4 separate regions of the Homo sapiens genome follow, and all the other regions are linked to region 1. A link is a loop called in an ENCODE intact Hi-C map of the cell type or tissue named here. Cell type or tissue: OCI-LY7. All regions are shown on one strand. Each heading gives the region's core, and the rest is flanking DNA. Links, peaks and the distances in the headings are about the cores only.

What was found. Peaks named below come from ENCODE experiments on the same cell type or tissue, not always from the same donor. Only the 100,000 strongest peaks of a DNase experiment are listed, where the experiment ranks them.
Region 2: it touches region 1 in a loop (16-fold over the local background); 99 of 110 quality-filtered maps call a loop at or near these places.
Region 3: it touches region 1 in a loop (9-fold over the local background); 56 of 110 quality-filtered maps call a loop at or near these places.
Region 4: it touches region 1 in a loop (6-fold over the local background); 55 of 110 quality-filtered maps call a loop at or near these places.

What each region holds. Positions count from the first base shown.
Region 1 is chr17:7,987,152-7,994,747 of GRCh38, forward strand. No RefSeq gene overlaps it. Among named protein-coding and RNA genes, the nearest start is that of GUCY2D, 12 kb to the right of the region's middle. In OCI-LY7, for the core only: CTCF peaks have their summits at 1,764 (motif pointing left), 3,182 (motif pointing left) and 3,387; DNase peaks (open chromatin) are centred at 1,760, 3,160 and 6,020; H3K4me3 peaks cover 1,287 bases; H3K27ac peaks cover 1,488 bases.
Region 2 is chr17:7,910,965-7,918,560 of GRCh38, forward strand. CHD3 (chromodomain helicase DNA binding protein 3) reads left to right here. Exons shown (of 40, transcript NM_001005273.3): 39 at 1-9; 40 at 500-1,791. The coding sequence ends at 621. It overlaps RNF227 (ring finger protein 227), which reads right to left and starts at 5,325. Exons shown (of 2, transcript NM_001358699.2): 1 at 4,715-5,325; 2 at 2,375-4,613. The coding sequence starts at 5,231. The coding sequence ends at 4,558. RefSeq lists an enhancer at 4,043-4,976 and a silencer at 4,955-5,264. In OCI-LY7, for the core only: CTCF peaks have their summits at 2,161 (motif pointing right) and 2,363; DNase peaks (open chromatin) are centred at 2,147 and 4,887; H3K4me3 peaks cover 1,425 bases; H3K27ac peaks cover 3,075 bases.
Region 3 is chr17:8,054,276-8,061,871 of GRCh38, forward strand. No RefSeq gene overlaps it. Among named protein-coding and RNA genes, the nearest start is that of ALOX15B, 19 kb to the left of the region's middle. RefSeq lists enhancers at 3,402-3,919, 3,403-3,472. In OCI-LY7, for the core only: CTCF peaks have their summits at 3,605 (motif pointing left) and 6,134; DNase peaks (open chromatin) are centred at 2,046, 3,576 and 6,146.
Region 4 is chr17:7,820,360-7,825,359 of GRCh38, forward strand. It overlaps DNAH2 (dynein axonemal heavy chain 2), which reads left to right. Exons shown (of 86, transcript NM_020877.5): 73 at 884-1,010; 74 at 3,083-3,269; 75 at 3,475-3,623; 76 at 3,762-3,945; 77 at 4,178-4,368. Among named protein-coding and RNA genes, the nearest start is that of KDM6B, 11 kb to the right of the region's middle. RefSeq lists silencers at 2,451-2,500, 2,511-2,560. In OCI-LY7, for the core only: a CTCF peak has its summit at 2,522 (motif pointing right); a DNase peak (open chromatin) is centred at 2,532.

The sequences.
Region 1 (7,596 bases), core at 1,091-6,090:
TGGTTTTTGATGTCCACCCCCACCCGCCAGCGCTTGGATTTGAGCTCCCTCTGCTCTGCCAAGTCAGTCATCACTCTCCACTCTCCCCCTGCTTTCCAGAATGCTGAGTTCTCCTGTCTGTGCTCATTTCCTCCCCCGCTCTTCTTGTCCTTGTGGGTTTATGCCTTTTTTATCCCTTTATTGTAATTTTAGTGGGGTTTGGGGAGGGTGAAGAGATAAATAGATCTGCTTAATCCGTCCTGTTTAATTCAGTTTCTCCTGCATTCTTAACATCCTATTCACAGGATTCTCCCTCCACCTCCTTCTTTACTCAAGATCTGGCTCTGCTCACAGGCTCCTCCCAGACGCCACACACCCCAGAGTTGAGAGGTTTGGGGTCAGTGTCCTCATTCCCAGTGGTTCCTTGAGGGCCATGCCACTCACCTCTTCCACCCCGCCCCCATCCCTGGTGAATGCCATCATTCACTGAGCAGTGGGCACACCCTCTTCTCCATCAGCTCCCAGTCTTCTCATTCTGGTGACTTCACCATCCCCAAGATCAATCCAGCCATCAGCTTGGCCTCTGAGCGCCCCGAACTCCTCGTGTCACATGCTTCTCCTCTACCTCCTTCAGCCATGACGTCACAGGACCAAACCCCCACTGTGTCATCTCCCAGAGCTGCCTCCCCTCTGAAGTCACTAATTCAGGCTGCCTACCCAGCACAACGGCCAGCTAAGAGGTCCCTTCTCCTGTGTGGAGCTGATCCCGTAGTCTATGCTCTGCATCCCTTGTCGCGCCCCCACCTCCCGATGGTGCATTCCATCTGCCTTACGTTGTCACCTTCTCCTTCTCTGTACGGTTTATTTTACTTTATTTTATTCTATTTGGAGACAGAGTCTCGCTCTGTCGCCCAGGCTGGAGTACAATGGCACGATCTCAGCTCACTGCAATCTCCGCCTCCCAGGTTCAAGCGATTCTCCTGCCTCAGCCTCCTGGGTAGCTGGGATTACAGGCACCTGCACCACACCTGGCTAATTTTTAGTAGAGATGGGGTTTCACCATGTTGTCCAGGCTGAACTCAAACTCCCGACCTCAGATGATCTGCCCACCTCAGTCTCCCAAAGCGCGGAGATTACAGGTGTGAGCCTCCACACCCGGCCTCCTTCTCTGTATGTTTTCTGAGGGCAGCACCAGCACCCATTCACCCACTTCCAGCAGCAGAGCCTGATTTTGCCTCTAGACCTCTCCCTGTCCCCCTCAGTCCTTGTCATCTAGGTTAAACTGGCTACACCCTCAGCCTGGTGTGAGCCAGGCCCTGCCAATCCATCACCTTGCCTGGTGACTGAGATGGACTCGGGAGTGGACATCCGACCAAAGGCAGGCCAGTTAGTCAAGAGACTCTTGGATTTTTGTGGAAGCCATTAGGTAAGTGGGGTCTTTGCTGGTTGGATTTAAGTCTGGGAGGATGAAGGACAGCACTGTTGCAGCCGTTTTGCCACAATGAGGGGAGGGCCTTTGGGAGGATAAAGCCCAGCATAGAAGAGAGCAAAGCCTGAGGCCTGCGGCATCTATGCCTGAATCCAGCTGTGCCTGAAGGTAGCGCTGTAGCTCAGGTTTCCAGTTACAAGAACCCATTCAACCTTTCTGCCTTAGCCTGGTTAGTATTGTGGTCCCACTGAACGTACCATTCAGGAGAATCACGTTTAAAAGTGGCACAAGACAAAGACATGAATCTGAATACCTTCAGACATAGTCTACAGCTCCCCCTGGTGGAAAACATTGTTTTTTAGAGTCCAGCTACTAGGCCTTAATTTTTATCCACCACGTGTCCCAATAGTCTGTATATATCTAGGTCAATTTAGAACATCTTTTCTAGTTCAAAAAGCATGTAATTGCTGCTATTTATAATCCTGATCACAGCCCATTCCGGTAATACTTTGTAATTCAGAACTATAATCCCCAACGAAACATGTCCCAGAATCAAGCAGTGAATGTAGAATGTGCTAGATCATTAGGACTCTTTTTTTTTTCTTTTTGAGATAGGGTCTCGCTCTATTGCTCAGGCTGGAGTGCAGTGGTGTGATCAGGTTCACTGCCGTCTCGACCTCCTGGGTTCAATGATCCTCCCGCCTTGGCCTCCCAAAATGCTGGTGATTACAGGCAGGAACCACTGTGCCCAGCCAGGAATCAATGTTTATAATTATCAAAAAAGAGACAAGAAGAAAGGAGGAAACACAAAACCATAATGCGGAAGAATGTTAAAATCCGGTCAAGTATAACTTCATTGATTTCTGGTTTCAAGGATTGTACCCCACAATTGTCTCTTTTCTCCCCACACGTCATGGAAATGATCAGAAAGAAGTAATTGTATGACAGTTTAAAAAATGAACTGTTCCGACCTGGAGCGGTGGCTCACGCCTGTAATCCCAGCACTTTGGGAGGCCGAGGTGGGTGATCACCTGAGGTCAGGAGTTCGAGACCAGCCTGACCAACATGGTGAAACCTCGTCTCTACTGAAAAAAAAAAATGCAAAATTAGCCGGGCATGCTAGCGCATGGCGGAGGTTGCAGTGAGCCGAAATCGCGCTATTGCACTCCAGCATGGGTAACAAGAGCGAAACTCGGTCTCGGAAAAAAAAAAATCTGTTCCAGCAAATGATAAAGCTGGAGAGAATGTTACTAACAGAACTGAAAATCTGAGGAATTTGAGGAAATGTGTTCTTCGTTGAGAGCAAAGTCACGCAGTGCTGAGCTGAGCACCCAGCGCAAAGGAGGGGCTCCCTAAAGGAAGGTGGAAAGGTCTCCCCAGTAGAGCTCCGCCCAGCCCCAGCTCTAAGCAGCGGGCCCCGGGCATCAGGGTTTCAGGGCTGAGGAATGTCCAGCGCCGCCCGATCGCGCCTCGCTTCCTCCATCACTAAACCACCGGGGGACTGACTGCCCGAGGCTGGTGCAGAAGCGGGTGCGGAAGCGGGAGAGGGAACGCGCGTGGCGCTCCAGCCGCCACCCCAACCCTGCCACTTCCGCAGCTGCCCGGGCGCCGCTGCACCCGGACCACTCTGCGGTCTACCCGCTGCGGCCAGAAGAAGAGAGACTCCGGGGAGGGTGGCCCTGCCGCACCCTGGCCTTCACAGAGCAGGGGGCGGAAGAGCCCAGGTGCCCTCGGTGCCTGCGCAACCTGAGCCCCGGCCGCCTCGCGCCTTATCCTTGGGGCTCCCCCTGGCGGCTAAGCCGGTCCCTGCAGGGAAACGTGCCCGTTGTCTCATCTGCATCCACTTAGCACCAAGACGGGGTAGCTGAGGGGGTCGGCGGAAGAGGAGAGGGGAGGCAGCAAAAGATGATCCATGCGGACGACCAGGGAGCCCACACCAGCCTCCAAGCGCGTCAGCCTCCAGCTCCACTCCCCAGGGTGAAGAGTCAACGGACAATCACCCCGAAGTAAGGCCCTACCGCCTCCTGAAAAAGGTGGTTAAAGAAGGGCAATCCGCTAAAGAATAGAGTACACGGGCCGGGCGCGGTGGCTAACGCCTGTAATCCCAGCACTTTGGGAGGCCGAGGCGGGCGGATCACGAGGTCAAGAGATCGAGAGCATCCTGGCGAACACGGTGAAACCCCGTCTCTACTAAAAATACAAAAAATGAGCCGGGCTTGGTGGCGGGCGCCTGTAGTCCCAGCTACTCGGGAGGCTGAGGCAGGAGAATGGCGTGAACCCGGGAGGCGGAGCTTGCAGTGAGCCGAGATAGCGCCACTGCACTCCAGCCTGGGCGGCAGAGCGAGACTCCGTCTCAAAAACAAAAAACAAACAAACAAACAAACAAACGGAATGGAGTACACGAATTATAAGTACAAGAATGTACTTAAAATATTCAAATTAATACCCTCAATAACATTAATGCCAGAATCTTGCATTCACAATAAAAAACTTGGTGTCCAAAATGTGGTACATCCATGCAATGGAGTATTATTCAGCCTCTAACAGGAATGAAATTCTTACACATGCTATAATGTGGGTGGACCCTGAAAACATTACCCTGAGTGAAATAAGCCAAATACGGAAGGACAAATCCTGTATGATTCCACCTCTACGAGGTACTTAGAATAGGTAAATTCATACAGGAGAAAGTAGACTAGAGGGGCCGTCGTTGTTTAATGGGTACAGAGCTTTTGTTGGAGATGGTGAAGAGTTTCAGGTGTAGTGGTGATGGTTACACAAAAATTTTGGCTGTACTTAATGCCACTAAACTGTACACTTAAAAATGGCTAAAATGAGGCCGGGCGCGGTGGCTCACGGCTGTAATCCGAGCACTCTGGGAGGCCGAGGCGGGTGGATCACCTGAGGTCAGGAGTTCGAGACCAGCCTGGCCAATATGGCGAAACCCCGTCTCTACTAAAAATACAAAAATTAGCACGTGCCTGTAATCCCAGTCTGAAGGTATTCAGATTCATGTCTTTGTCTTGTGCCACTTTTAAACGTGATTCTCCTGAATGGTACGTTCAGTAGGACCACAATGCTAACCAGGCTAAGGCAGAAAGGTTGAATGGGTTCTTGTAACTGGAAACCTGAGCTACAGCGCTACCTTCAGGCACAGCTGGATTCAGGCATAGACGCCGCAGGCCTCAGGCTTTGCTCTCTTCTATGCTGGGCTTTATCCTCCCAAAGGCCCTCCCCTCATTGTGGCAAAACGGCTGCAACAGTGCTGTCCTTCATCCTCCCAGACTTAAATCCAACCAGCAAAGACCCCACTTACCTAATGGCTTCCACAAAAATCCAAGAATTGAGTCTCTTTTTATTTATTTATTTATTTTTTTGAGACGGAGTTTCACTCCTTTGTCCAGGCTGGAGTGCAATGGCAGGATCTTGGCTCACTGCAACCTCCGCCTCCCAGGTTCAAGGGATTCTCCCGCCTCAGCCTCCTGAGTAGCTGGGACTACAGGCACCCGCCACAATGCCCGGCTGATTTTTTGTATTTTTAGTAGAGATGGAGTTTCACCATGTTGACCAGGCTGGTCTTGAACTTCTGGCCTCAGGTGATCCACCCGCCTAGGCCTCCCGAAGTGCTGGGATTACAGGTATGAGCCACTGCACCCGGCCAAGAATTGAGTCTCTTGACTAACTGGCCTGCTTTTGGTCGGATGTCCACTCCCGAGCCCATCACAGTCACCAGGCAAGGTGATGGATTGGCAGGGCCTGGCTCACACCAGGCTGAGGGTGTAGCCAGTTTAACCTAGATGACAAGGACTGTAGCTGGGACTACAGGTGCAGGCCACCACGCCCGGCTAATTTTTTGTATTTTAGTAGAAATGGGATTTCACCATGTTGGCCAGGATGGTCTCGATCTCCTGACCTTGTGATCCACCCACTTCGGCCTCCCAAAGTGCTGGGATTACAGGCATGAGCCACTGCACCCAGCCTGTTGTGGCCATCTTTAGAAAATACAATACGCCACAGCCTGCCCTCTGACCACAACTCACATTCCAACCACATGAAAACACAAGGCTCTTCCCATTATGGCATCAACTCAAGGTCTAGCACTTCTGCATCCAAGTTGGGTCCAGAGGCAGCTGAGTCTCCACAGGTGATTCACCAACTTTCTGCAGCTCTCAGGGTACCTGTTCTGGATTAAAAATGAGATCATCCCAGCTCTGTGGGGTGGTCAAGAGCTTCCCTGGAATGTGGCATCGTAACATTCCACTAGCACTCCCTGAGCACCTTACATGCCCAGCTCCACTGTGTGGACCCATGGAAAACCTGGATGAACAGGAAAGACCCAGAATTTGCCAATGCAAGCTTTGGTGTAGGCTGTCCTCTGTGACTGTCACTGGTTCCACTGATGCAGGGCAGGTGAGCCCCAAAATTGAGGCTTAGCCAGGGAGGGTTCTTGGCTTCACCCAAGAAAGAATTCAAGGGCAAGCTGGTGGCAAGGGGTGGATATGCAACAATTTCTAGAAAAAGGTTGGTAACTTCTGGGTTGTTGAGTTGTTGCCATGGAAAGGGGTAGTAACTTCTGGGTGTTGCCATGGCAATGGTAAACTGACATGGCACTGGTGGGCGTGTCTTATGGAGTGGTGTTCTCACCTCTTCCGTGTTTCAGCTAGTCTTCAATCTGGTCCAGAGTCCAAGCCCCACCTCTGGAGTCAAGTCCTGCCTCCTATATCACTGCTACTTGGATGTCATCCCCAATCGTGGAACCTTCTTCAGGTTCCTTAACTTTACTACATTCAACTGTAAAATCTCATAGCTACATTCCATGGTGACTTCAGGTTTTTGAACATATGCTGATAAATACTTATTTGGAGGGATCACACAGTGGTCCTGTCAGCCAGCCTCACTTTCCATTGTGGTTACATCCTCATCTGTAGAGCAAGGCTTCTTACCATTTTTTTGGAATATTTATCTTATGAGAAATGGGAATACTGAAAGCATAACTATTAAGACTTCATATAATTGAGACAAATAGAAAAGATTTACCTACAACAGGGTGTTCACTGGCTTTAAGCTAAAGGACCTGGCAGACTGCGTTCTAGTTGTTAAGGAAAGAAACAAAATACACAAAATCCTGGGAATGCATCATTGGAAGTTGAGCCTAAAATGTACTGTATTATTGGGGACTTTATATTAAATACATTTGATGACAGATTTACCCTCTTTGGGAAGAGAACCTTCCTGATAGTCTGTGGTTCCCACTCTCCTATCAGGCCCGAGTCTGCGTTTTTTTGTTTGTTTTGTCTTCGTTTTGAGATGGAGTTTCGCTCTTGTTGCCCAGGCTGGAGTGCAGTGGCACGATGTCGGCTCACTGCAACCTCTGCTTCCCGGGTTCAAGGGATTCTCCTGCCTCAGCCTCCCCAGTAGCTGGGACTACAGGCACATGCCACCACGCCCGGCTAATTGTTTGTATTTTTAGTAGAGACGTGATTTCACCGTGTTAGCCAAGATGGTCTCGATCTCTTCACCTCGTGATCCGCCCGCCTCGGCCTCTCAAAGTGCTGGGATTATAGGCAACAGCCTCCCCGCCCGGCCGAGCCTGCGTTTTTAGGTGTACCATGCAGCATACACGAAAGGGATGAAAGACCCGCGTATCCATTGGCCCTGACTGCTGTGACGGATTACCACAAACTTGGTGGCTGAAACAACACACGTTTACTCTCTTACAGTTCTGGAAGTCAGAAGTCCGAATTCAGTTTCACTGGGCCCAAATCCGGTTGTTGGCGGGGCCTTGCTGTCTCTGCAGAATCCATTTCCCATCCATTTCCCGGAGTCACATTTCTTGCGTCCCTTGGCTCCTGTCCTCCAGCAGCGCAGCATCCTGCTTCAGTGTTGCTTTGCTTTGTGTGTCGAATCTCCCTCTTATAAGGACGCTTGTGATTACATTGAGGGCCCACCCAGATAATCCAGGATAATCTTTCCATCTCAAGATCCTTACATTCAAATGGCGAAACATTATTGAATAAAATGAAGTAAATCTATATCTAAGAACATGGAAAACGTCCAAGACATGTAATAAAGGGAAAAATAGAAACTAATACTCGACAACCAGTTAGAAGATATAATAGAAGAAAAGGACCTACAAGAGCAATATAAAAGATAAAATGCTTTTTAATAAACTTAACACAGTTCACAGG
Region 2 (7,596 bases), core at 129-5,128, 77 kb before region 1:
TCATCACAGGTCAGCTGGTGTTTTCCTACCCCCTGCTACTCACACTCCTCCTTTGCCAAACTTTATTTCTGCTCAGCTGCCCTTTAACTGCTCTAGTCCATCTCATTTCCTTGGTGGTATCCGGTGTTTTATGGGATAGAGTTGTTCTAGGCTGTCCCCCCACCCATCCCTTTCTTAACCCCTCTTCAGTCCCCTTTATTAAAAACCAGAGTTTTAGTAGATCTGTGGCTTGGTGTCTTCTACCCGAGCCACCTCCCTCCGGGTTCCTTCAAGGGAAAGTGAATATGAAACCCGAGGGGTTAGAGAGTGGGAACATGTGTTCAATCATGTAGCACAAAGTGGAATCTCAGGGAAAGGGGTTTGCCCGGGTCTTCCCTCCCTCACGTGGGACAACGGGAAGTGGCAGGAGGTGACCTAGAAGTGAGAATTCACCATTGTCATGAAGTGACGTTTGAGAGTGATCTGGAGATTGATCTTTCCTTACCCCTTTCCCAAACAGCCGCCACCAACGGCCCTCCAGTGCTTGTGAAGAAGGAGAAGGAAATGGTGGGGGCATTGGTGTCAGACGGGCTGGATCGGAAGGAGCCCCGAGCCGGGGAGGTGATCTGTATAGACGACTGACTGGATCCCAGGCCTGCCCTTCACCCAGGCCCCGTCCCCGAGGCCGACCCCCAGCTCAAGCGCTGGGGCCTGCTGCCAGCCCTCCACCTTCCCCACCCCTTGGGCCATCACTGGGCTAGGAACCCCTTTGCCCCTCTCTGCAGCTCCTCTCTTCAAGAAGGGCCCTTTGTCTTTCTCCACTCCCACACACCTTTCCCACCAAGCCTTGAAGACTGTGCTGGTGAGAAGAAGTCTGGGTGGGAGATGGCTGGCAGGGTCTTCCAAGTACCTTCCTCCCACACTGCCAAGTATACACAACTTCCCAGTAAATGGTTGTGGGGAGGAAAGAGGTGGAGCCTCCCCAGCCGTTTCCCTGCAGAATCAGCTCTGTCTCATGTGGAAGTGGAGAATCAGCCTTGCCTGGCCTTTAGGAACTTTTGTGGGGAAGAGAGCTTTGAAGAGAGGAGGGGGACTTTAGAGAGGGATGAAAATGAGCCCTGGGAGGGAGGAAGGGACGAGGAGGGGTGGCTGCATGTTACCGTCCCCTACCTCTCCCCACGTGGAGGGTGGAGCAGTTATGAGGGAGGAAGTCAACTGCTGTTCAGCCTCAGAATAAAGGTGCCGTTCACTGGCTCAGTTACCTCCTGTGTACCGGCATCTTGTGTTGGGAATGTTCCCCCCTCCCTAGGGACCAAGGACCACCCCTACAAAAAGAGTAATGGTTGGGTGATACTCCCTCAAGCCAAAGAGGAGCTCCCCAACCTGTTCTAGGGACCCAGGTAACCTAGAAGGGTGGGAGAGAATACAATGGGCCAGATGTGGTGGAAGCCCAGCTCTGGGGCTCAGGTTCCTGGAAGACTTCTACTACCCTCCCTCCTCAAGGCCTGGATACAGACTAAATTTGTATAAGTCAGGCAGGGGACCTAGTCAGGGTCTTGGGAGCTACCTTGTCGTTGGGACCAGAGCAAAATAGTGGAGGGCAGGCTAGGGAAATGTGGGCACATCCCCCCTCCCAGGAGGGGCCGGGGAGAGTGGCAGTTTGCATGGCGAACCCCCCACTTCCTCTTTGCTGCCCCTTCACTTTCTTGCTGCCCCTTTCCCAGTCTCTCTTCACACCCACTCCTGGTCTGTCCTGATCCCCTCTTCTGTATCAGGTTTATTGGTTGTACATATAAATTATACTTTCCTTTCTGTGTGCTCTGTTATTTTTTATGGGGGGGGGGAGTTTTTGGGGGGAGGGATAAGAAAGGTTGTTGCTTTCTGCCTTTTCTTTTTAAAAAAATCCTACAACTTTTTCCTTTTCCTCATTTTTATCTCTTAGATTATTCACTAAAACTGAGGTTCTTCCAGCCCCAGCTATGTCATGGCCTCTGTAGAGAAGGAGGGTGAGCAGCAGATACCTACGTAGCCTCAGGTTGACTTCAGAGAGAGTGGGACTTACTGGACAGAAATGTAGTGGGAGGAGCGCCTATCAAGATTCAAAACTGCCTTCCAGCCATCCTTTTGATCATCCTTTCCACCTTCAAGTTGCTTAGTTCCCCTAAGAGTCAGTAGAGGTCACTACAGCTCCACAGGTTCAGCTCCAGTATGAAGCAAAGGCACACTTTTTTTTTTTTTTTTTTTAAGGCGTTGAGGGTCAGATCTGTCTAGCTTACCAAAGATTTGAACTGCTAGGCACTTCCTTGATGTTTATTGTTCACTAAACAGAGCCTCTGAGAGATTGAGAGAGGCCAGACACTTAGTTCACAAGGCTATTATATTAAAAAATAAGAGATAAAGCCAACAAATATTTATTGAGTACATACTATACAGTAACACTGCTGTTGGCCCTGGAGATAAAACAGTCACAGGTCAGCCCTTGCTCCCATAGGGCTTACACTCCAGTGGGGACACCCACAAAGCATGAAAATAAAAGCAGTAAAAATAAAACAGGGCATTATGTTACAGAGGGGTGGGGGAAAAGGCTCTACTATGTTGAAGGCAGAAAAAGGCCTCCCAAAAGAGGGAGCATTTAAGCTGAGATGTAAGGACAGGAAAATGCCAAAATAGGGTTACAAAAATTGAGGTTTATACCCCCATAAGTGTATAATTATGATTTGTCAATCAAAAATATTTATATTTTAAAAAGATTGGAGGCCTCTAAAAAATTGAGGTTAATAATAAGTTCACATTTTTAACTAAGAGAAAAATGTTACATAGTAGGTTAGGATTTCTTTAGCAATAGAATGTTACTTTAGAACTTTGGGGCCGGGCGTGGTGGCTCACGCCTGTAATCCTAGCACTTTGGGAGGCCGAGGCAGGCGGATCATGAGGTCAGGAGATCGAGACCATCCTGGCTAACACGGTGAAACCCCATCTCTACTAAAAATACAAAAAAATTAGCCAGGCGTGGTGGTGGGTGCCTGTAGCCCCAGCTACTTGGGAGGCTGAGGCAGGAGAATGGCGTGAACCCAGGAGGCAGAGCTTGCAGTGAGCCGAGATCACGCCACTGCACTCCAGTCTGGGCAACAGAGCAAGACTCCATCTCAAAAAAAAAAAAAAAGAACTTTGGATAAAATAATCTATCAGTCATACCTATTATGCTTTAAATATTCTACCTACAGATGGTGATATCCTAAAGAGTGTAGGATCTAGACCAATGGTACTTAAATTTTCACATGCACACACATCACCTGGGATTGTTAAAATGCCAGAGTCTGGCCCGGCGCGGTGGCTCACTCCTATAATCCCAGCACTTTGGGAGGCCAAGGTGGGCGCCATCACCTGAGGTCAGGAGTTTTGAGACCAGCCTGACAAACATGGCGAAACCCCATCTCTACTAAAAATACAAAAATTAGCCAGGTGTGGTGGCAGGCGCCTGTAATCCCAGCTACTCCGGAGGATGAGGCAGGAGAATCGCTTGAACCTGGGAGGCGGAGGCTGCAGTGAGCCGAGATCACGCCACTGCACTCCAGCCTGGGCGACACAGTGAGACTCTGGCTCAAAACAAAAACAAAAAAACAAAAAACCCTGCCAGAGTCTGATTCAGGAAGTCTGGAGTGGGATCCTAGAGTGAGACTGTGCACTTCCGTTGACAGTACACCAACACTGCTGGTCCTTGACTATGACTTTATGGTCATAAGATACAGGATTCTAAAATAGAATACATGGCATATATACAACAGGTGATGTCCCATTATGGGACACAAATTTTAAAGACACTTAAAATTGTATAAGTATCTTTTCAGTAGCGCTAGTGTGTTCCCGTGACTGTAAAGATAACACAGATAATAGCAAAAGTTTGAAATATGATGCCTTTCAAATGGCTCTCCCTTCCTACTTTGATAGGCTCTAATTAGGTGCCTCACATAAATGCCCTTTGGAATTTCTGATACCTGCCCTAGCAGGTTGAAGGGAGATTCTGAAATGAAGCAAGGCTCCTAATCATAGTCACAGGCAGGGAGCCATCTCAATTTCTGGAACACAGAACTGGGAGTGGGGAGACAGCAGGCATACCAGCACCCTTACATGCCAGAGAAGTGAGATTAACATGACGCGAAAATTAGCCTCTTCTCTCCCGTTCCATCTTAAAAAAAAAAAAAATTCAAACCATTGACAAAGAATTGCTAAAATGGGACCTGTTGCTCCCACACACCAGAGCCACCCTGGACAAAAGCCAACGTCCCAGCTAAGAAAACAGTCTGTCTTCTTCCCACGGTAACGTAGGCTTTGTTTATATCATCCCTTGGCCACTCCATCCTGAAAATGTAAGACTGGCACAGTCAGTAGATGGGGGCGAGTTCGTCTAGGAGCCTCCCCAACTCAGCATCAACACCTCCCAGGGCGTTCCCTCCTGCCTTCGGCTCATCTCTCTCATCACATGCCAATCCTGGGATCTGAGAGAGAGTAGTCTTGACATCAGCCCCCGCGAGGCTGCAGCTCCCACCTTCCTTCGGCTGTAGCTTCCGAGTTCCTCGGTTACAACGTGCAACGGGTCAGGTGGCCAATGTCCTTGATCTCCGCACAGTAGAGCACTGGGGGAAAGAAGAAGGGTTAGTGGCAGCAGGAGCATGCCAACGAACCTCGGTATTCCTCGGCGCTCTCTCCCCTGCATCCTCCCCGGGCAGCCCCTCACCGTTGCTAGGCAGCGGACGCCGCCAGCGCCGCGCAGGCCCCAGGACCCTGTCCCAGAGCCGCCGGAGCGCGCGCCACCCAGCACTCCTAGGCCCCGCCCCCTTCTCGCTCTCCCCTTCTTCCTCCGCCTCTCCGTCAGCGTCGCTGCTTTCCTTGGCCGGGTTCCCAGCCTCATCTCGTTCGCACTTGGCCCGCGCTTTTTCCTCCAATCGCGACCACAAGTCCGAGTCAAGAGCCATCTCCGTGAGGCCGCCGCGAGGGAGCTGCGAGGGCGCGCGGCAGAAGGGGCACGTGACCACGCGGCGCAGGCGCACCACGCGCGCGGCCGCCCCGCCGCCGTCCCCGCGCGCCGCCAGCTCGCGGAGGCAGGCGGTGCAGATCGTGTGGCCGCAGCGGGCGCGCGCCGTTCCGGGCAGGCGGCGGGGCGCGCGGCACCCGAGGTTGAAAGGACGGTAGCAGATGTTGCAGTCCAGCTCGCCCCGCTCCGGAAGAGAGGGTACCCTCACCAAGAGCTGCATCGTGCCCGCCGCGGACTCGAGGACGTCGCTAACGCGGCCAGCTCCGTGAACAGAACGAGCACACTCTCCTGGGGCCGGGTCGGGTCCTGGGGCCGGCGCCGCGGCCTCTTTCCCCTTTAAATAGGGGAATAAGTGAGGCCCCACCCTTCGGAGCGTCACGCCTTGATCGGGCCGCTCCCTGTGGCGGCACGTGTGGGGGCGGTGGAGGCTTGAGGCCGGGAATGACAGCAATGATGGAGTCGGGGAGGCGGCCCAGGCCATGCCAGGACCGGAGCCCTGGGGGCCAAAGCACCCATTCCTCCCTACTCCCGGGGGAGCGGGGTGGGGCTTTCCTTCTTCCCCCAACGCAACGCCAGCGCTCCTTAATTCTACCATGTACAAAGCCCCGGGTCTCTCTCTGCGCCTGAGCCCTCAGTCACTGGCACAAGTCTCTAAAGCCCCCTCCGCCTATTCAGTTGCTCGCAGTTAGTTTCACAATCCCACCCAGTTTCCAAACACGGCCCGTTCTGCCCAACCTTTAGTGGTCCCTGGGCCTTTGAATCGATTTTGCCCTCAATTCTCATTATAGATGACCTCTCTGTGTTGTTTGTAAGGCTGGCTTCCTAAACTTCATTCTCCCCAAACTGCTTAACTCTCAGCTGGTATCTCAGCCTAAGGAGGGACCTAGATGCCAGGACCATGGCTTTAGGAATGCTGGGAATCCTTTCCTTCCGGAGGCCTGGACACCCACACATCGTGATGGCCCCAGCAAAGCTCCCCAGCATAAGTTCTGACTCAGGGGTCTGACTTCTCCCACTGGTAAACAGGACATGGTACTCACAACCCACATTCCCCTCATGGTGCCACACCCACACACAGCTGCCTCCTCACCCTCCTCTCCTGGACCTGCAGCCCAGGTTCTGTTATGGAGGGTGATAACACAGTCTAGAGCCAGCTGGCTTGAGTTCAGATCCTAGCTTCCACCTCTTACTAGTTGTGACACTTTGAGCAAGTTACTTAATTTCTCTGGGCCTTGGTTTCCTAGTTTTAAAAATGTGGATAATAATAATGAGGACTGAATGAACTTATATGTGTAAGGTGCTTCAAATGGTGTCCAGTACACAGTAAAACACCAGGTAAGTACTATATTAGCTACTATTGTTATCCTGTGCCCCCAGCCTATACTGAATTCACATTAACTTCTGAGTACCCAACATTTTCTTTTTTTTCTTTTTTTTTTTTTTTTGAGACGGAGTCTTGCTGGGTTGCCCAGGCTGGAGTGCAGTGGCACCATCTCGGCTCACTGCAAGCTCCGCCTCCCGGGTTCATGCCATTCTCCTGCCTCAGCCTCCCGAGTAGCTGGGACTACAGGCGCCCACCACCACGCCCAGCTAATTTTTTGTATTTTTAGTAGAGACGGGGTTTCAATGTGTTAGCCAGGATGGTCTCGATCTCCTGACCTGGTGATCCGCCCGCCTCGGCCTCTCAAAGTGCTGGGATTACAGGCGTGAGCCACCGCGCCCGGCCAGTACCCAACATTTTCAACACCCATCCATCTTGACCAATATGTGCATGATGAGCTTCTCCACACCCATGGCATTTACCAGCTATCACAGGCAATGCAAAGCTGGTTTTTAAACCTAAATTGTTAAAACCTAGAGGGTAATCTCTTTTGAGGAGGTATACCATCATTTTTAAGCAAACATTTCAGAACTTTTGAATGGTATTGTCTGTGATCATGGGAGAAGCTGTCTACTTATTACAGTGATGCTGTCACAATTCAAAACTTTTTGGTCTTAAAAAAGGACTGGTAGGGCCAGGCATGGTGGCTCTTGCCTGTAATCCCAGCATTTTGGGAGGCCGAGGTGGGTGGATCACTTGAGGTCAGGAGTTCAAGACCAGCCTGGCCAAATGGTGAAACCCCATCTCTACTAAAAATACAAAAATTAGCCGGGGGTGGTGGCTCACACCTGTAGTCCCAGCTATTTGGGAGGCTGAGGCACGAGAATTGCTTGAACCTGGGAGGTGGAGGTTGCAGTGAGCCGAGATCACGCCACTGCACTCCAGACTGAGCAACAGAATGAGACTCGGTCTCAAAAAAAAAAAAAAAAGGGGGAACTGGTAGGTATCTATTGTTAATAAATACATGATGGGCCGAGTGTGGTGGCTTACGCCTGTAATCCCAGCACTTTGGGAGGCAGAGACGGGCAGATTGCCTAAGCTTAGGAGTTCACGACCAGCCTGGGCAACACAGGGAAACCCTGTCTCTACTAAAATACAAAAAATTAGCTGGGCGTGGCGGCGTGCACCTGTAGTCCCAGCTACTCAGGAGGCTGAGGTGGGAGAATTGCTTGAACCCAGGAGACAGAGATTGCAGTGAGCTGAG
Region 3 (7,596 bases), core at 1,272-6,271, 67 kb after region 1:
GAGGAGAGTGTCCCAGCTCCAGGACAGAGAGAAAGGGAGGAAATCCTTTTCTCCCTTTTTTCGTTCCACCAGGACCCACAATGATTGGATGATGCCTGCCACATTGAGGGTGGATGTTTCCCACTCAGCCCACTGACTCACAGCAATCTCCCCTGGAAACACCCTCACAGACACAACCAGAAATAATGCTTTACCAGTTCTCTCGGTATTCCTCAATGCAGTCAAGTTGGCACTTGAATGCATTAATGATGAAGTGTTATATAATATAGGTAGAAAACAAGTCACACCATGAGAAGCACATGATCCCTTTTGTTTTTTGTTTTTTGAGACGGAGTCTTGCTCTGTCACCCAGCGAGACATGCCACCATGTGGCATGATCTCAACTCACTGCAACCTCCGCCTCCCGGGTTCATGCCATTCTCCTGCCTCAGCCTCCCTAGTAGCTTGGACTACAGGCGCCCGCCACCATGCCTGGCTAATCTTTTTTATTTTGAGTAGAGACAGGGTTTCACCGTGTTAGCCAGGATGGTCTCGATCTCCTGACCTCATGATCCGCCCGCCTCGGCCTCCCAAAGTGCTGGGACTACAGGCGTGAGCCACCGCGCTGGGCCCCCTTGTGTGTTTTTTTTTTAAGTGAAGTATGTAAATCAATAGAAATGGCAAGGAAAGATCTGGAAAGAAGGATGCACACCTAGCTGTTGCTTGAGAAGGAGAGTGGGATTGTACAGCAGGGCCACATTGAGGAGTAAAGAAGTGGGAGCCTTAAACTAAGAGAGAGAGAGAGAGAGAAAGAGAGAGAGGTGAAACCCTGAAAAGGAGATCTATTTGATTGCTTGAGGTACTCACAGGGAACAGCCTTGTTAAGAAAAATTATCCAAAACTGATGAATAGAATCAAGAGGACAACTGCCTGTCCTTTTAAAGATGTTTTCTTTTCTTTAATTTTTGGTTTTCCTTCTTTCTTTTTTTTGGGGGGGTGGTTTCTGGTTTTTGAGACAGAGTCTCACTGTGTCACCCAGACTGGAGTGCAATGGTGCCATCTCAGCTCACTGCAACCTCCGCGTCCCGGGTTCAAGAGATTCTCCTGCCTCAGCCTTCCAAATAGCTGGGATTACAGGCACCCACCACCACACCCGGCTAATTTTTGTATTTTTAGTGGAGACGGGGTTTCGCCATATTGACCAGGCTGATCTCGAACTCCTGACCTCAAGTGATCCTCCCACCTCGGCCTCCCAAAGTGCTGGGAGGGATGCTTTATTTTCTAGCACGGCATACCACTGTTTGACTTTTCTGTGTGTTATTAATAAAGGCCTCGATTTATGTGAAGTTCATGTAAATGATTTGTTCCTTTTTTTAAAAGCAAATAAACTGGAGATTATAGTTCATTGCTCTGTAGAATGTTGACTAGTTTCATATCTAACCCAACAATCGTGTCCTAACATTCCTTTATTAAATTGCCTGTAAGTGCCCGGCTCCTCAATTGTTCTTGAAACCAGCATGACCATCTGGCTGAGTCGAATAAAATATTTGACTTGTGAACATTCTAATTTGTATGAACCATGTTTTTAATTTGTTTGAAATCCCTCCCAGGGTGGAGGGAGAGCTGCTTGTGCCACCCCAGAACAGTGCCTAGAACCCCAATCCCTTCTTCTCTCTGCCAGGTCCTCTTCCAGCCTCCTCTTTATCTTTGTGCCCGCCTTCCCCTCACCGCACCCCCATCCATGTTGGACATCCCAGGGGTGCCTTTGCTCACTACCCCAGGGAATGAGAAACAGACTCTTCTGTCCCCACCCGCATCCCCCACTGACCTAAGAAGGTGCTGAAGCCTGGGACAGAGACAAAAGTGGCAGAAATGGAGAGGGATGTGTGGGTTGAAATAGGGGGCTTGGATGTGGGCCCAGGTGGTTGAGGACCAGCCTACACTGTGCCCATTTAAAGATTAATAGTATATGCTTTAGAATAGTGCTTTACTAATATGATTATGAATCATAAGTATAATAGCTTGTGCTTAGTACAACAATAAGAGAATCAGGCGGTGAGCTTGCTTGACTGACCACAGAGTGGAACAAACAACCACAGGAAGTCTGCGGAGCCTCTGAGCAAGAAAGTTGGCTTATTGCTCAACCTTCCACTTGAGTGCCTGAACAAAGGTCTCATGGGAAGGGAAGCGACCCCTGCTCCATTACCCGGGAGGGTACTGCAGGAGGCTGCTGGTAAAAGAGGAGAAGTCCTCTGCAGTAGGGTTAAGGAGGAAGCCTCCTATCTCCCGCATGTTCCCAGAGGCAAAGCAGCTGCTCTGCTGACGGTGCTCAGGCGTTGACCACTCCTTTGATGTACAGGCCTGTGGGTTTGAAGGGCTGTTTGCTTTCACGTCCTGTTCTGTTCTATTAGCCGCTTAGTTGGACTCTGATGATTATCTGTAAGTTAAACATAGAGTATTAGCTTACGTAGTGGAACAGTAAATAGTATTAACTGGCTAATGACCGACACAGCAGGCTCCGCCACCTCTCCCTATGCTCACCCAATGATCACCTCACCATCAGCCCACCCTCAGCCTATAGGATCAAAGGAACTGTACTCAATAAATATCAGTGGAACCCAGAGCTCCTGGCCTTTGCAATCTCCACGTTGCGATGGATCCTTGGACCCACTTTTGTTAACTCTTAAACTTTGTGTCTTTGTCTTTATTTCTTTTCTCATTCCCTCGTCTCCACCGGGAAGGGGAGAGCCTGCGGGTGGTGTATCAGGCAGGTTCCCCTACATCTTTGGCACCCAACACGGTCTCCTTGAACCCAGGTGAAGTTACACCTGAGCGTGGTCGTTGTGAAGAACGGTCTGTCCAGGAACTCCCGAGAACGTGTGGTCGGCCTTGCGGTAAGCTTGTGCACTCGGAGCATTCCAGGGACACCATGGGACAATCCAAAAGTAAACATTCTGCATATTTACATTTTATTAAGCTCCTCTTAAAGAGGGCAGGAATTAAGGCTAGCACAGAAAATTTGATTACTCTGTTTCCAACAGTAGAGCAATATCGTCCTTGGTTTCCTGAACATGGTACCATGGACTTCAAAGATTGGGAACAGGTGGGAATTGCCTTAAAACAAGTTTGTAAGGAAGGAAAATTTATCCCCCTAACAGCCTGGTCAAACTGGGCTATAGTTAAAGCAGCCTCGGAACCGTTTCAATCGGAAAATGAGGCTTATCCTCCAGCAGAAAGAATTTCTGCAGAGGAAGGTGGTGATGCTGCTGAAGGAGGAGAGGATAGTGAAGAAGATTTTGAGGAAAATACAGACAAACCTGGAGATGAGTTAATTTCTTTTGAGGAGCACGTGGGACCTTCAGCTGCTCCTAAAATAGAGAAGCCATATATGCCAAGATGTTTAAAACAAAGAAGGGCCTTGAGGAGCAGTCGGCTCCTCATTGGGATCATCCGGAGTGGCCGCCTCCAATAAAGCAATGTAGCTTGGAGCCTTGGAGGTCTGAATCTCAAATTTGCCCTGTTTCACGAATGAATGAATTGTGGCCTCAGGAACCACGAGCGCATGGTGTAGCACCAGTACAACATAAGGCTGCACTGCCATCTAATGTTAATGAATCGCCATTACAGTTTACTATTCGGCAGGCTAGATTAGCCGGAGATCTTGATGCCTGGCAGTTTGCAGTAGTTTTGCAACCCCCACGACAGCAAGGTGGAGCCCATCAAGCGGTATGGGAACCATTTTCTTTTAAGCTGCTCAAAGATCTTAAAGCAGCTGTTGGTCAGTATGGTCCCAATTCGCCTTTCATCCGATCGCTATTGCAATCTGTGGCTCAGAATAAGCTATTGACTCCGTGTGATTGGGAGATTTTAACGAAAGTTACACTTTCGCCCTCCCAATTTCTTCAGTTTAAGACTTGGTGGACCGACGAGGCTCAAAATCAAGATCGAAAAAACCGTGCTGCTAATCCTGCTATTGCCATTACATTTGAACAACTTCTAGGAATAGGGGGTCAATGGGGAACTGTAAACAACCATCAGGACTTCGAGATGATGCCATTGAACAAATTCGCAATTGCTGTTTGAGGGCATGGGAGAAAATTCAGGATCTGGGAACTACTTATCAGTCTTTTAATTCTATTAGACAAGGCTCAAAGGAACCATATCCTGATTTCATTGCTCGCCTTCAAGACGCAGCACAGAAGGCTCTCACTGATGAAAGTGCCAGGAAGGCCGGGTGCGGTGGCTCATGCCTGTAATCCCAGCACTTTGGGAGGCCGAGGTGGGCGGATCACCTGAGGTCGGGAGTTGGAGACCAGCCTGACCAACATGGAGAAACCCCGTCTCTACTAAAAATATAAAAATTAGCCGGGCGTGATGGCACATGTCTGTAATCCCAGCTACTCAGGAGGCTGAGGCAGGAGAATTGCTTGAACCCAGGAGGCGGAGGTTGCGGTGAGCCGAGATCACGCCACTGCACTCCAGCCTGGGTAACAAGAGCGAAACTCCGCCTCAAAAAAAAAAAAAAAAAAAGAAAGAAAGAAAGAAAGTGCCAGGAAGGTGATTGTAGAATTATTGGCTTGTGAGAATACTAACCCTGAATGCCAGTCAGCTATTCACCCAGTGAAAGGAAAGGTTCCGGTGGGAGTTGATGTGATTAATGAATATATCAGGGCATGTAATGGAGTTGGTGGAATCATGCATAAGGCTATGATAATGGTTCAAGCCACGACAGAGTTAAAAGTGGGAGGTCCAATTAAAAACTTTTCAGGCAATTGTTACAATTGTGGGCAATTTGGACACACAAAAAAGGAACGTAAGAACAAATCGAACAAACAGGCAAGATATAATCAAATAAAAGAACCACCTGGCTTATGTCCCAGGTGCCAGAAGGGTAAACATTGGGCTAATCAGTGTCACTTCAAATTTGACAAAAATGGCCAACCGTTACAACCGCAGTCGGGAAACAGGAAGAGGGGCCAGCCTCAGGCCCCGCTCCAAACGGGGGCATTCTCACTCCAGCAGTTGGTCCCTCAGTCGGTCATTGCCTCTAGTCCAACCACCATCATTGTCTCTTGCCCAACCACCACAGTAACACAATTGGCGCCAGCTACAGCAGGGAGTACAGGCTTAGATTTATGTTTCCCAAAAGCTATCTCTCTGCTTCCAGGGAAATCCCCTCAAAAAGTCCCCACTGGAGTATTTGGCCCTTTACCTGATGGACAGTTGGACTTGTTTTAGGAACATCTAGTCTAAACTTAAAAGGAGTTCAGATTCATACTGGGCTGATTGATTCAGATTTTGTGGGAGAAATTCAATTGGTTATTAGTTCCAGTATTCCTTGGAGTGCAAACCCAGGAGATAGAATTGCTCAGCTGTTGTTATTACCTTATGTAATAGTAGAAAAAAGTACAGTAAAAAGAGAAAGTGGTTTTGGCAGTACTGACAGTGAAGGAAAAGCAGCCTATTGAGTAAATCAAGCTTCTAAAAACAGACCTGTGTGCACAATGATTCAGGGAAAACAGTTTGAAGGACTGGTAGACACAGGTGCTAATATTTCAATTATAGCTCTAAATCAGTGGCCAAAAGCGTGGCCCCGACAAAAGGCTTCTATGGGCTTGATTGGAGTAGGCACAGCATCTGAAGTCTATCAAAGTGCTACAATTTTACATCGTTTAAGACCAGATGGGCAGGAAGTCACCATCCAACCTATGATTACTTTCATTCCCATTAATTTGTAGGGGAGAGATTTGTTACAGCAATGGGGTACAGAAATCACCATTCCCCCTGCAATTTACAGTCCTGAGAGCCAAAGAATGATGACCAAAATGGGATATATTCCTGGGAAAGGATTAGGAAAAAAATGAGGACGGAATAACCCAGCCGATTGAGGTCTCAGTTAAATTTGACCGAAGAGGAATTGGATATCCTTCTTAGGTGCGGCCACTGTTGAGCCTCCAAAGCCCATTGCATTAAAACGGAAAACTCCAAAACCTGTTTGGGTTGATCAGTGGCCGCTTCCTCAACAAAAACTGGAGGCATTACATTCATTGGCAAAAGAACAATTAGACAAAGGACATATTGAACCATCTTTTTCACCATGGAACGCCCCAGTTTTTGTAATTCAGAAAAAATTCGCTAGATGGCGCATATTGACCGACTTATGAGCGGTTAACGCAGCCATTCAACCGATGGGAGCTCTCCAACCAGGGTTGCCATCTCCGGCCATGATCCCAAAAGAATGGCCGATGGTAATAATTGATCTAAAAGATTGTGTTTTTTACTATTCCTTTGGCTCCTCAGGATTTTGAGAAATTTGCATTTACAATACCTGCCATGAATAACAAGGAACCAGCTACTATATATCGATGGAAAGTTGTACCCCAAGGAATGTTAAATAGTCAAACTTTTGTTGGAAAGGTTATTCAGCTTGTCAGGGATCAGTTTCCTGATTGCTATATTATTCATTATGTTGATGACATTTTATGTGCTGCTGCAAGCAGGGACAGACGGATTGAGTGTTTTGCTAGGCTACAAGAAGTGGTGGGACTTACAGGTCTCGCTATAGCACCAGATAAAATCCATACTACACCCTATCATTACCTGGGAATGAGGGTACAGGAGAAAACAGTAAAGCCTCAAAAGGAGGAAATTCGTAAAGAGTCCTTAAAAACCTTAAATGATTTCCAAAAATTATTAGGGGACGTTAATTGGATAAGACCTACTTTAGGAATTCCCACCTAAGCAATGTCTAAACTGTTTGCTTTGCTGAGATGGGATCCAAATTCATGTAGCAAAAGAACTCTGATGCCTGCTGCAGCTGAAGAGTTACAAATGATTGAGGAAAAAATTCAAAGTGCTCAAGTCCGTAGAAGAGATCCTAGTGTTCCATTACAGCTCTTAGTGTTCCCTACTCTCCATTCTCCTATAGGAGTGATTGTTCAAAATGTTGACTTAGTTAAATTGTCCTTTTTAACGCACAGTACGACTAGAACTTTCTCAATTTATTTAGATCAAATAGCTATTCTTATAGGCCAAATACAACTGAGAATAGTCAGACTCATTGGCACCGATCGAGATAAAAATGTAGTTCCTTTAAACAAAGCACAGGTTCGACAAGCCTTTATTAATTCGTCAGAATGGCAGTCAAATCTGGCTGATTTTGTTGGCAGTATAGATATTCATTACCCTAAAACTAAAATGTTTCAGTTCCTAAAAATTGACTACCTAAATTTTACCCAAAATAACTAGTTCCATTCCTTTGGAGGGAGCCGTAACTATCTTTACTGATGGCTCTCAGAATGGAAAAGCAGCTTATACAGGACCGGAAGAAAAGATTATTCAAACTCAGTTTCATTCTGCACAAAGAGCTGAGCTACAAGCAGTTATATCTGTATTGGAAGATTGTAATCAACCTGTTAATATAATCTCTGACTCTGCTTACGTATTCCAAGCTGCCAAAATGGTAAAAACAGCTTTAGTAAAACATATTTCTGATGATCAGTTAAATTTCTTGTTTAGTTCACTTCAACAAGCAGTTAGGACTCAAAATTTTCCCTTTTATATTACACATATTTAGGCTCACACAAACTTACCAGGACCTTTAACCCTATTAAATAA
Region 4 (5,000 bases), core at 1-5,000, 170 kb before region 1:
GACTGCCAGTGGTTGGTTGCTTGGCCCCTGTGGCCCACGAAAGCCCTCAGGACCTGGCCTTCTCCTGCCTCAGCCTCACCTTTCCCACCTTGCACTGGGGGCCTGAGCGTCCCTGACTGCCCTGCATGCTGTGCCCTTCTCATGCTTTTGCTCATGCTGTGATCTCTCTGCCTCTCCCATGTCACCTGAAAACTCTACTGCAGCTTGGGGCAGCTCCTCGGAAACTTTCCAAGTCCAGCAGGCAGGGACATCATAACTGATGGCCTCTCTGTCCTCTCCGAGACTGTGGCTTATTCATCTTTGTGTCTTCAGGACCTAGCAGAGTGCCTGGCAAGACAGTAGGGGAATAATGAATGTTTTGTTTTTTAATGGAACTGAATGACTAATTATGAGTGAATGGCTGGGCACGTTGGCTCACACCTGTAATCCCAGCACTTTGGAAAGCTGAGACGGGTGGATCACCTGAAGTCAGGAGTTCAAGACCAGACTGCCAACATGGTGAAACCCCATCTCTACTAAAAATACAAAAATTAGCCAGGCGTGGTGATGGGCTCCTGTAATCCCAGCTGCTTGGGAGCCTGACGCAGGAGAATCGCTTGAACCTGGGAGGTGGAGGTTGCAGTGTGTCGAGATCGTACCATGGTACTCCAGCCTAGGTGACAAGAGCGAAACTCTGTCTCAAAAAGTAATAATAATAATAAGTGGACTCTGGGAAATTCTTGTGTCTAGGCCCCTGAGTCCTCAGCTGTTTCCAGGAGGTTAGGATTAGAGGCTGGTGAGGTCCTCTGTGTGAAGCTGTGTGATAGTAGCATCATAGCATTCGCATGGAGCATCAGCCCCCATTCCATGCTGCCCCTCCCTCTTCCCTGTCCCTTTCTCCCAGGTACACCTGCCGTACCCTTTTCGAACGCCACAAACTACTATTCAGTTTTCATATGTGTGCCAAAATCTTGGAGACTTCTGGCAAGCTCAACATGGATGAATACAACTTCTTTCTACGTGGGGGTGTGGTGAGTTGGGCAGAGAGCACATCCCAGGATGGGATGGTCAAGGTTGGGGATGAGGGCAAGTGTGACAAGGACTCCAGACCCAGAGGGTCAGGCCCACAGCATCAGTGAGTGAGCTGAGAAAATCCAGGCCAGCATCAGGTGCATGGTGAGCTCCCTGGGGCTGCGGAGGTGACTTGCCATGCACCCCCTTGCACTCAGCGCAGGCTGGGCTTTGTGGCATGTCTCACCTGTGACCCACAAACTGGCCTGATCTTGCCGCTTTTTTACTGCCTTTCAAGGCACTCCTTCCCCAGCCTGAGTTCCATGGTCGCCCTCACAATCTCTCCCTCACAGGCTCCTCAACCCCAGCTTTTCTCCTCTCTCTGTCGCATCTACCGCTCTGGCTAGATCCAGCTCCTCTTCCCCTCTGTCCCTGCGCGGCCAGTGCACTGAGCATGGCCGGAGAAGAACACATCCACACCGACTGGACGCGCTTTAAGTCCATGATCGTGAACCTCAAGGAGGCCCCTAAGGCTTCCAGACAACCATGCTGCACTCTCCCGCCCTCCTAGACATTTTCTTGACTTTTCCCACCTTCACTTCCTGCCTCCCACCCCAAACTCTCAACACAGCAACCAGAGAGGTCCCACTCTGTCACTCACTGTGGCTGGACCGCAGTGGCAGTGATCTTGGCTTACTGCAGCCTCGACCTCCCAGGCTCAAGCCATCCTCGCATCTTAGCCTCTGGAGTAGCTGGGACTACAGGCCTGCGCCACCACGCCCGGCTAATTTTTGTATTTTTTGTAGAGGCGGGGTCCCACCATGTTGCCCAGGCTGGTCTCGAACTCCTGGGCTCAAGTGATCCTCCCACCTCAGCCTCCCAAAGTGCTGGGATTATAGGTGTGAGCCACTGTGCCCGGCCTGAGAGGTCCTTTTAAAGTGGATGCCATTGTGACGGGCTCCCCATGGCTGGCGCCACCTCCCACCACACAGCCCCCACTCCACTCCAGCCACGCAGGCCTCATTGCCCTCCCCAAACCCCCTGGCACGTCTCGCCTCAGGGCCTTTGCGTGGCCATGCCTTCTGCTGGAAGCCTACTCCCCGGCGTGTGCACCTGGCCATCTCTCACCTCCTTCAGACCTCACCTCAATGCGACCTTGATCTTCTTATTTAATACTTCAAACTACCCCTCAACACTCTCAGTCTCCCTTACCCTCCTCAGAGTATCCTATTTTTCCTTGGCACTGCCGTCTTTGCTATACTAGATAATTTACTTATTTGTTATGTTTTTGGTTCATAATCTGCCCATGAATTCACAATCCCATGTTAGAAAATAAAATCCCCAAGGGCAGATATATTTGTCCATTTTGCTCAGTAATGCATCCCAATGATTAAAATGCATAGTTGGCGAACAATAAATATTTGTTAAGAAGAATGAATAAGCAAGTGAGTGAATGAATGAGTAAATAGTTTGTGCTTCTGTGAAGGTGAGGCTACCAACCAGTCATTAGGTTGGAGACATTATTACCAGGCAACCAGCAGAGGGCGCCAGCTTCCTAAATTTGAACTGTGAGGGCTAAGGGCAGGGTCTGAGTCCTAGCCCCCACGTTTATTCCCCAGGATCCCTGTATTCATCTCTTCACTCTCATACAAAAGCCATTTTGGGCTGGGCGCGGTGGCTGACACCTGTAATCCCAGTACTTTGGGAGGCCGAGGAGGATGATCACCTGAGATCAGGAGTTCGAGACCAGCCTGGCCAACATGGTGAAACCCCGTGTCTACTAAAAATACAATAATTAGCCAGGTGTGGTGGCGAGCACCTGTAATCTCAGCTACTCAGGAGGCTGAGGCAGGAGAATCGCTTGAACCTGGGGGTCAGAGGTTGCAGTGAGCCGAGATTGTGCCATTGCACTCTGGCCTAGGTGACAAGAATAAGACTCCATCTCAAAAAAAAAAAAAAAATTCCATTTGGTTTTCCCACCGAGAGAGAGAAAAATACAGAGAGAGAGAGAGAGAGAGAGAGGAGAAAAAGATCACTCTTCTTTTGAAGTATTCCCAAGTCAATCCCTTTCTTCCTCCCCTTCTCCCACCAGGTCTTGGATCGGGAGGGCCAAATGGACAATCCATGTAGTAGCTGGCTTGCAGATGCCTACTGGGATAACATCACAGAGCTAGACAAACTGACCAACTTCCACGGACTCATGAACTCCTTTGAGCAGTACCCTCGTGACTGGCACCTGTGGTATACCAATGCTGCCCCGGAGAAGGCGATGCTGCCAGGTACCAGGCGTCTGTGTCCCACTCTCACTTTTCTCCTTCCCTCCATTCAGCCACATGCCGGCCCTTCCCATTGTCCTCCATCCCCTCTCCCAGCTGGTGCCTGCCTCCTGGCCCGGAGCACATTCCCGGCAGGTGCCCCTTTGTCTGGATTCCCCGCTCTTCCAGACTCACTCCCTCTCCCTGCAATGACTCACCTCATCCCCAGGTGAGTGGGAAAATGCCTGCAATGAAATGCAACGGATGCTGATCGTTCGCTCCCTGCGCCAGGACCGCGTGGCCTTCTGCGTGACCTCCTTCATCATCACCAACCTTGGCTCCCGCTTCATCGAGCCGCCTGTGCTGAATATGAAGTCGGTCGGTGGCTCGGCTTCCTTGTCCCCACGGCCCATGGGTCTTTCCTGCCTCCCTCGCTCTGTTTCAGTCTCCTTCATCTCTCTCTCCCACTTTGGTCATGTGGCCTTCTGCCTGATGCTATACCTGTGCTTCTGGCAGGTGCTGGAGGATTCAACCCCACGATCCCCACTCGTGTTCATCCTGTCCCCTGGTGTGGACCCCACCAGTGCCCTGCTGCAGCTGGCAGAGCACATGGGCATGGCCCAGCGCTTCCACGCCCTGTCCCTGGGCCAGGGCCAGGCCCCCATCGCTGCTCGGCTCCTCCGAGAGGGTGTGACTCAGGGTTGGTGTCCATCCTTTCTTCCACCCCCATCTTCAGCCCAGTCCTTGTCCCTAGAACCTCCAACCTCAATTACACTACTGTCCCTGTACCTCCCACTTCTACAGAGGGCCCCAGAAGTGGCAGATCTTAGTGTTAGGCCCCCCCAGCACCCCCACCCCAACACCAGGTGGAAAGCATGAGGACAGGCAGGGCTTAGGAAATGATTCCCACTGACCCTGGCATCTCCTTGCAGGACACTGGGTGTTCCTGGCAAACTGCCACCTGTCACTGTCTTGGATGCCTAATCTGGACAAGCTGGTGGAGCAGCTGCAGGTGGAGGATCCTCATCCATCCTTCCGCCTCTGGCTCAGCTCCATCCCCCACCCAGACTTCCCTATCTCAATCTTGCAGGTCAGCATCAAGATGACCACAGAGCCACCAAAGGTATGTGGCCATAGAGAACCAGCATCATCAGGGCCATCTGGTCCACCTTACCTCCTGCTAGCACCAGAGAGAGGGCTTAACCAACAACAACATGATTTGATTGTCCTCAAAAAATTCCACCTCATTCCTCTCCTGTTTGTGCCAAACTCCTAGAACACAATAATAAGAGCTAACATTTCTTGAGTGATTATCATGTGCCACGCACTGTTCTAAGTTCTTTACATTTATTAACTCGTTTAATATGGGTGTGTGCACACACACACCCTATAAGGTGAATACTGTTACCCCCATTTTAAAGATAGGAAATGAGATACAGAAAGAGTAAATAAGTATTCCAGAGCCAGAGTTTGGGTAGTTGGGTCCCCAAATTCATTCTTTTATACCTCAGAACCTTCCTGCCTCCCATCATTTCCTTACATCCTCTTCCGAATGTCACACTTCCTGCCTCTTTGCCTTTCCTTTCCTCCGACTCTACTGAAATTTTTATCTCCAATATCACAAGCTCATCACCAAATGCAATCATCACCACCCTCTAAAATCTGCCGTGTCACTGCGCTTCACCCACTCACCCCTGCTTAAACTATTTTAGTAGCTTTTCATTGCGCTTAGTTGAGATCAAAATCCTTTTTGCT